Linked DNA regions of Homo sapiens: region 2 is linked to region 1. A link is an interaction called in ENCODE POLR2A ChIA-PET data of the cell type or tissue named here. Cell type or tissue: endothelial cell of umbilical vein. All regions are shown on one strand. Links, peaks and the distances in the headings refer to the core of each region. The heading gives the core; the rest is flanking DNA. Region 1 overlaps LINC02345 (long intergenic non-protein coding RNA 2345). Region 2 has its middle 93 kb from the start of FAM98B.

What was found. ChIA-PET counts read pairs that join two places held together with the same protein. Peaks named below come from ENCODE experiments on the same cell type or tissue, not always from the same donor. Only the 100,000 strongest peaks of a DNase experiment are listed, where the experiment ranks them.
Region 2: POLR2A ChIA-PET joins it to region 1 with 5 read pairs; 2 of 35 experiments call an interaction of 5 or more read pairs at or near these places.

Annotation. Positions count from the first base shown.
Region 1 is chr15:38,048,804-38,053,204 of GRCh38, forward strand. The region is part of intron 2 of LINC02345 (long intergenic non-protein coding RNA 2345); the gene reads left to right. Among named protein-coding and RNA genes, the nearest start is that of LINC02345, 11 kb to the left of the region's middle. In endothelial cell of umbilical vein, for the core only: no CTCF peak of the experiment used is centred there; a DNase peak (open chromatin) is centred at 1,868; H3K27ac peaks cover 449 bases.
Region 2 is chr15:38,358,781-38,363,181 of GRCh38, forward strand. No RefSeq gene overlaps it. Among named protein-coding and RNA genes, the nearest start is that of FAM98B, 93 kb to the right of the region's middle. In endothelial cell of umbilical vein, for the core only: no CTCF peak of the experiment used is centred there; no DNase peak of the experiment used is centred there.

The sequences.
Region 1 (4,401 bases), core at 261-4,260:
ACATATTCTTTTAATAAAAAAGTAACCTCCTCAAAAGCAGGCCCACATATTTTTCAGTCTTCAGACAGATTTGCACATGAAAATAAAACTGTGCAGCCAGAACAACTAATTGGAAACAATTTATATTTGATAGGTTTAATATTCTCTTTTCTGATTTTTGACATTCTTGCCATAACTTATATCCTAGTTTCTAGTCCCCCAAAGTTTCTCTTCTATTTCAAAATTTTCCTTAAACTTTGGCTGACACACCCTTTACATCCTGGCCCCTTCTTCCCCTCTTCTCTATAGCATTGTCTTCTTTTCTGCTAGTTATTCTCTGCTCTTTGCTAAGTAAAACCTGCAATCCTATCTACGTTTCCTTGTCTTTTTCTCACAGAATGTCTCCAATATTCTTTTTAAGACAAAATCAAAATCATCTACATCCACACAGCTTACTGACTATATTAACATGACTTTACTACTTCAAAGTGGTCATAAACGTAATTTTACTATTCCAGGAAATTTGCTCATAAAAATAAAAGTTAAAAATGAATTTATTTTTTATTCCAGCAACTTCCTGAAATACCAATCAATTTTCAATAGAAAGCATTAAATGATAATGTATACCCCAAGACTCTTTGAACCCCTCGTCAGAATTCTCACCTCATTGTGTCCATTAACCCTAACCTGTTGTATCATAATCCATATCCAACTCTAACCAAGCCCTGCGTTGAAAGACCCACTTTCATCTAGATGAGTCTCTAAGTCTCTAAAATTTCAATAAATTTCCTGACTTTGCCTTCCCTCTTTTGAGGCTCTGTTAAGACTATGTCTACATTATGGTCTCTCTTACCATGGTAAGAACAAACTCAGCTTTGTGCCATTATAGGTAGTTTGGTGATGTTTGGGGAAGCCAGCATTCACCACAAAGCTCAGGAGAAGAATAAGATAACAAGCCATAATTTTCCTCTGTGATTGAATGTTTATACATGTGTTTTAGGTGGAGTGGGAGGCAGGGAAATGTGTTGTAGGGTGGTAGGAAAGAGAAAGAAATATACAGACATATGCCACTTTAAAATTTTAGCAGATTTCTATAACTAATGTCTCATTAGACCCTTAAAACAATGCTATGTAGCACACAGGACATATATTAGGGTCCTCATTTTAAAGACGGAGACTCTAGACTCATGGGGTGACGTGAGATTAAGATTTGGGACACATAACATGAAACAGCTAGAGGAAATTGCTAAAGCAGGAGTCAGCAAACTGCAACCTGCAGGCCAAATCCGGCCCTGAGGCCTGTTTATGTAAATAAAAGTATATTGAATACAGCCATTTTCTCATTTGTTTGCGTAATTGTCTATAGTTGCTTTGCTGCTATAATAGTATTGTTAAGTAGTTCTGACAGAGACCATATGGTGCACAAAGTCTAAAATATTTTCTGGATGGCCCTTTATAAAACAGGTTTGCCAATCCCTGTTCTAATGCAACACAACATAAAGTTAACTTCCCCCAAAATGTAATAAAATTATTAAACTCTAAAGGCCTTGAAGATGTGAGTTGGATAGTTCTTCATCAGGCAAAGGGATATACAATAATATGAAGTGATAAATTACCAGGTTCTAAAGGGTTTCTAAATAATAGGAAAGAGTTCTCCTGGGAAGTTCTCAACCCAGACACAGATAGCAATGATACTGTGAACTGAAATAGTGTAGGTAAAGGCCTATCATTCACCCAGCACTGTAGGCATCTAGGCAGCAGCAAATAGGAAGAGAAATCGCTATAATAACAAAAATATTGTTGATAAAACTTGAACTTTAAAGACAATGAGAAGAGAAAAGATCAAGAGAATGCTGTACAATTGCTGACTCAACAGTAGCTAAGAAAGGAAACAAAGCTGACACAGGCAGGCATGAATTGTTAGGAAATCAATAGCTTAATGAGTAATCGAGTCAGCTTTCCTAGAACACCCAGAATGAGTTATGTCTGCGTTTTTGCTTTTCTTTTGCAACCTAAACTTCAGGCCTCTGACTGGTCTCTCTGCTTCCAGGCTTGCTCCCCTATATTCTACTCCCCAGAAAAAATTATCCTTTTACAACAGAAATTAGGTCATGTTAATACTTTGCTCAAAACCCTCCAGTGACTTCACATTTCACCAGAGGTTGATCATTCTTGAAGCTAATAAATCTGCAGATTGAGGGCCCCTCATTGCACAGGGCTCTTCCAAGGCCCTGGAAGGGGCTCTGGCAATGTGCTCATGTGGTCATTTTTTTTTAAAATTTGCAAATATGAGATATTTTTACCAAAGCTCTTTATTGCTTATTTCCCTCTGTCACATTTCTCTTTAAGTCAAGTGGTGTGAGAATAGACAGACACTTTAGGGCCCAGGGAAGGAGAAGTTGAATTGGAGAAGCATTTAGTTTGGGTTAGTAGGATGTATTATTGTGGTTCACAGTTACTTCAGTGTAAAAATTTTCCTGGTGTTGGAATGGCTTCCAGGAATACTTCTGCCATTCTCTGTACCAATCTATGTTGTGACATTAAAGTTCACAGCCTGAGATTATAAAATAAGAACTTGTCTTCATCATACCAGAAATATGTGGCTAGTAGAGGAGAAAAGGGGGTTGAAATATATGCAGCCAGAAGCGAGTACACAGAAAATTCTTACAAATCTTATGGTCATATAAAGAAAGAAAGTTGAGAAAAGTTTTCTCAAATTGACGACAATTCTAAAAAACATACATAGCATTAGCAGTAATGAGTTATAAAATTAAAGAAGGTTTTTTCCATGAAATCAACAATAAAAAGATAAATTTTGTCCCAACAAGCTAAAGACTGAATTATCTTCAGTTCTTCCTATAGAAAATGATGTTAGAAAATAATATGAATAATCAGTTATTTCAGTGTAAACTAATGAAGAGGGAAAAAGTAATGCAACTAACTTTGTTTATACCTTTAAAGAAAAAAAAGGAGAAAAAAGTAATACAGAGAGGTGTCACAGTTAGTAAAATTATTACGGTTTGGGTTTTTTTTTTGGATTTTGTGGTATGTGTAGTATCTTTTAAAACTGATATTATTATGATTTTTTTCATTCCAAATAAGTATTAGGTTCGTAGCTAATTTTGTATTCTTTTACTTATAGAAAGCCTCAGGATTATAAGCTTCAAACCCTACAAATCCTGGATCCACCCTTGATTCTCAGAGTTAAATACAAAGCCTTTAAAATTGGCCTGTCAAGCCCCCATGATGACGGCTTGCTACTCTCTGACCCATCTCCAACATCCCACCCTTACTCACTCCATGCAAGCCACTGTAGCCACTTGCTGATCCTAGATCATACCCAGTACCTTCCTGCCACAGGACTTTTGCACTGGCTGTTTCCTCTGTATAATACGCTTTCCCCAGATATCACCATGACTTTTCTCTAACTTTCTTCAGGTCTCTGCTAACATATTACCATAACAGAGCAGCATTCCCTGATTACCTATAAAAAATAACACTGTCATCCAGCTCCTGCCACTTTCTATCACCTTACATTGTCTTATGTTCCTTAACAATTAACATCATGTAATACTTTAGTTATTTATTACCAACTTTCCCAAGTAGAATGTAAGCTTTGAAAGGAAGGAGACTCATGTTCGCTGCTGTGTCCCCATCCCCAGGGCCTAGAACAGTTCCTGGCTCATAGTTAGAACTTTAAATTCGTTACTGAGTGAATGACTAAATGAACAAAAGAATGAATGAGTGCATGGAATTATTAACACCAGAATTTAAAGGGATTAATAGTAAATACAAGACCAGATTGTGACCATACTTTATTTCATTTGCAATTTGCTGTATATAATACATAGTTTGATAAACTACATCTAACTCATTTGAGAGAAGCGTTTTAGTTCTTTTCAACTAGAACTTACAGTTGCAAATAAAGAGGCCAAAGGAAGAACCTTTTCAAGTACTCCCGAGGGCAAATAATTAAACTGTTTGGGCACATCATTATGTCTCTTTCTGAGAGGGTAAAACAGGTAAGCAAATTTTTATCAACGAGCACCTGACTGAGGCCCATTCCTATTGGCTGATAACATTCCTTTTATAATATCTTAATCTTGAAGTACCAATTGCCTTTTTAAAATATTCTTAAAATTGTGACTTACCTCTTATATAACTAAGCACAGAAATTCACATCCTACAAGTTGGAAGGAGCATCAGAGATCACTGGGCCCGATGGTTCCCAAACCAGTTGTGTATTAGGAGGACCTGAGGAATTAAAAAATATATAGATTTCCTGGCCCTGGAGCTGCTATAGCAGAATCTAATGGTGGAGCCTACAGAGCTATATTTTTTAGCAGGCTCTCCTCATAATTTTTTGCAGCCTTCCTGACTCACCAGTATTTGAGAACTACTGATCTTGTTTTCTCTTCTTAC
Region 2 (4,401 bases), core at 149-4,148, 310 kb after region 1:
TATTCATCCAAAGAAAGTCCAGCAAGCTTGAATATATGTCTTCCGTTGGTAGGGGAAGCAAATGATTCGCAATCCCTTAAAATTTAAGAGAAAACAAAGTTGTATGAATTCACAAGCTTCTAACTGGTTAATAGTTTTTGTTTAAAACTGCTGAACTAAAGTGCTAACAATAACATGATTCTCTAGAGTCTAAGAAGAAAATGGGGATCCAAACCAAATTATTTAAATAATAAAATGATAAAGTTGAATTCACTGAAGTTTTAGGGCTGAAAGGCACCTTAAAGATCAGTACGACACCCTCATTTTATAAATGTAGTAATGGATCCAAGAAGGTTTAGATACTACTGCAAGGTTGTCATTCACTTAACATACACAGTAACACAATCTGTACTAAACTCTATATCCAACTGCCTAAAATACATTTCTTGCAAGTACCTTAAATTCAATATGCCCAAAACTGACATATTTCCCCCATTCTTCAAACCTTTTTTCTCTCTGCCTTGAGGTGACACCACTGCCTATCCAGTGGGCTAAGCCAGAAACCAGGTCATTAGAGAAAAAAAAAATTTATTTTTAGTAGAAACAGAGTCTTGCTATGTTGCCCAAGCTGGTCTCAAACTCCTGAGCTCAAGTGATCCACCCTCCTCGGCCTCCCAAAGTGCTGGGATTACAGGCATGAGCCACTGCACCTGGCCTTCATCTTTATTTTCTCATTTCCCCTTACTTTTCACTATTGGTTCTCAATTTCCTACAGTTCTGTTTCTTAAGTATCCCTCAAGTCTGTCCATGTTCTTCTATCCCCACTGTAACTATCTTAGTAGAAGTCTTCTCACTATTGACATTAGAAGGTAGGCATTGAATGAATCACTTGGATGCCATTATTTTTAATAAGAGATAGTCTGTATTTTAAATGTGATTAAGAAGGTGAAAATACTTCATACTGTAACTAAAAAGTGATCTTCAGATTGAGATATTCCCAGATCTAGACAAAATCTAAAAATGGTTTACAGTGGGATTGCAGAATCAGATGATGGTGACTTGAAAGAACACCGCAGGACCTAGGACCAACTAGAAAATTAAGACTAAGTTGAACTATGGAGTACAAACTTATAGAAATGGTAAACTTTAAACTTCATTTTCACTTTTCCTCAAACCCATTATTTTTTCTAAGTAATTTTAAACGTATTATCTTATTTGTTGTCGTGGGTTTTTGTCTTAGAGCGTAGGTGAATGAAGAGTCCCTTACTGGAAACCATTGGAATCTTGTCGCTGGTAGCATTTTAAGTAAGTCAGTAGCTCTGTAATCATGTGAGCCTGTATTCAAAAGATTTTCTTTGCCTTTTCCAACTCACTTTTTGCCAAAGCAAGATCAGAAATAGCCTACCTAGTGTAGATTTCTTTCATAGGAAAAAGAAATCTCCAGGTAAGCTTGACTACCTAAAGGATGTGGAGGAGGTATGGTTGTTTTTTTTTTTTTCTTTTTGAGACGGAGTTTCGCTCTTGTTGCCAGGCTGGAGTGCAGTGGCGCAATCTCGGCTCACCGCAACCTCCGCCTCCCGGGTTCAAGCGATTCTCCTGCCTCAGCCTCCCAAGTAGCTGGGATTACAGGTATGAGCCACCAAGCCCGGCTAATTTTTGTATTTTTAGGAGAGATGGGGTTTCTCCGTGTTGGTCAGGCTGGTCTCGATCTCCTGACCTCAGGTGCTCTGCCCGCCTCGGCCTCCCAAAGAGGTTTCATATACAGTAGTCAGGGAAGGCTATGCACATAAGTGGGGAAGGAACCACGCAGGTTAGAGGAGAATGAATGCAAAGGCTCTTAATAGAAGGGAACTTGGCTTCTTAATGAAGAGCAAGAAGCTAGTAGGGCTGGAAGGGCTGGGTGAGGCTGCTCTTGGATGGAGGTAAGACCACAAGTGCCAGATCTTCTGGGAATCTGGAAGTCGTGGTAAAGAGTTCAGCTTTTATTCTGAGGGTAATAGGAATTCACTGGAAGGTTTTCAAGTGGGAAATTTTGCAATCTGTTATTTGGCCTTTCAAAAGGAAAGAAAACCCAATACTGGTTTCAGATTTTTTTTTTTTTTTTTTTTTTGAGACGGAGTCTCACTCTGTAGCCCAGGCTGGAGTGCAGTGGCATGATCTCGGCTCACTGCAAGCTCTGCCTCTTGGGTTCAAGTCATCCTCCTGCCTCAGCCTCCCGAGTAGCTGGGACTACAGGCACCCGCCACCACGCCTGGCTAATTTTTTGTATTTTTAGTAGAGACGGGGTTTCACCGTGTTAGCCAGGATGGTCTCGATTTCCTGATCTCGTGATCCTCCCGCCTCGGCCTCCCAAAGTGCTGGGATTACAGGCTGGTTTCAGATCTTGTTGGGGTGGTATTGTATTACCTGAGGCTTTGTCCTAAGCATTCTGCTGAAATGCTCTCTACAGGGCCCCTGACTGCCTCCACATGTCTAAATGTGATGGATGTTTTTTAGACCTCACCTCACTGAGCAACTTTTGGCACATTCTTCCTTGATGCTACACTATCCTTGTTTCCTCAAATTTCACTTGTCACTTCTCTAAGCACTACAAGCTGGAATTCTTCAGGGTGCAGCAATAAACTCTCTCTAGCAATACTCCCTGCTTAGAGAGTTAAATGCCCTATTTCTGTTTGTGGTATCCACATTTAGATCTTCTACTTGACATACCTACTGGGGGTCTCACTGGCATTTCAGTTTTAATGAGGCCAAAACAGAACTGATTTTCCCCTCCAAACCTGCTCCACCTCCAGGATGCTTTATTTTAAGAAATGATCATAATTCACCCAGTTGTTCAGAGATTTCATCTTTTTGCTTCATGCTTTAAATACAGACCAACGAGAGATTCAACTTAAAAATAAATTTCAATCCTGAATAGTCCTCACCATGGGCACCACTGCCATCTCAGTCCAAGGTTGAATGATCTCTTGCCTATACTTCTATAACAGCTTTCCTACTTCTACTCACTCACCTCAGGGTCTTTTATTTTTAGAAAGATTCATTACTTTATGTTCACTGAATATTCATCTTTTCCATTATCATAGTTTTAGGATTAATTGTTGTTTTTTCTTAATTGGACAATTATTTTCCTTATTCTCCTCCTTTCCTTCCTACTTGTATTTTGTGTACAAGTAATGAGGAAAGAGAATTTAACATTTATTGTATGCCTGTTAGGTACCAGACAATGTGTTGAACACATTCACATATATTACTTAATTACTCAATACTTTTGTAATGTAGGCATGGTTACTTCCATTTCACACATGAAACAAGGCATATAAAAATTGAGAAACTTAGCTATGTTCTTAAGTGTGAGAGCTAAAATTCAAACCCTGGTCTATCTGCTTCCCATTCTTTCCTGGCTTCCATTCTACTCCTGTGGGGTTCATCTCCATTGTCCCCTTCTTAAATCCCTGGTCTGTCTTCTTTTATTTCTATTTATTATTTTTGCTCAACCTGCATTGTCTCTTTTTTCCCTTCAAATTTCTGTCTTTGTATTTTCTCTTATTCTGCATTTTCTGGTATACTCACTGACCTATCTTACCCATAAATAACACTCAAGTATACTAAATCTTTGAAGGACTGACTGTGTGGTTACTTTCATGACGCCCATCAATATCAAAGCCACTTAAAAATGTTAAGTCTATGCTTAGAAATTTTTAGAAAGAAAATGACTAACTAGAAGGTCAGTGTGAGCCTCTGTAGCCTGTTTCTGCAATGCCTTATATTCTAACAAAGAGGCCTTTATTTGCTTCCTTGTAATGGGGCAGCATTAAGTCCATTGTGCTTAGCAAATGCTGGCACTTACCCATTACTCCCTGTAGTTTGATCGGCAGTTGATTAAAGTCATCTCCACTTCTGACGACATAGGTTTAACCTGTGTGCATCTTATTAGAAACTATTTCCTCTTAAGTATTTAAAACCCATTATTTTCAATATGAATACTTTTCTTAGTCTTTTAATTTTCTCCACTTAATTTTTAGTAAAAGCAAACTTAATAATGCGTGATGTTTTAACCAGGAATAAATTACTATCTATTTTATTTCTTTTCTTTTCTTTTTTTTTCTTTTTTTCTTTTTGAAATGGAATCTTGCTCTGTCGCCCAGGCTGGAGTGCAGTGGCGCGATCTCGGCTCATTGCAAGCTCCACCTCCCGGGTTCACGCCATTCTCCTGCCTCAGCCTCCGGAGTAGCTGGGACTACAGGCCCCTGCCACCGCGCCCGGCTAACTTTTGTATTTTTAGTAGAGACAGGGTTTCACCATGTTAGCCAGGATGGTCTCGATCTCCTGACTTCATGATCCATCCGCCTCGGCCTCCCGAAGTGCTGGGATTACAGGCGTGAGCCATCGCGTCCAACCCTATCTATTTTATTTCTATTTTTT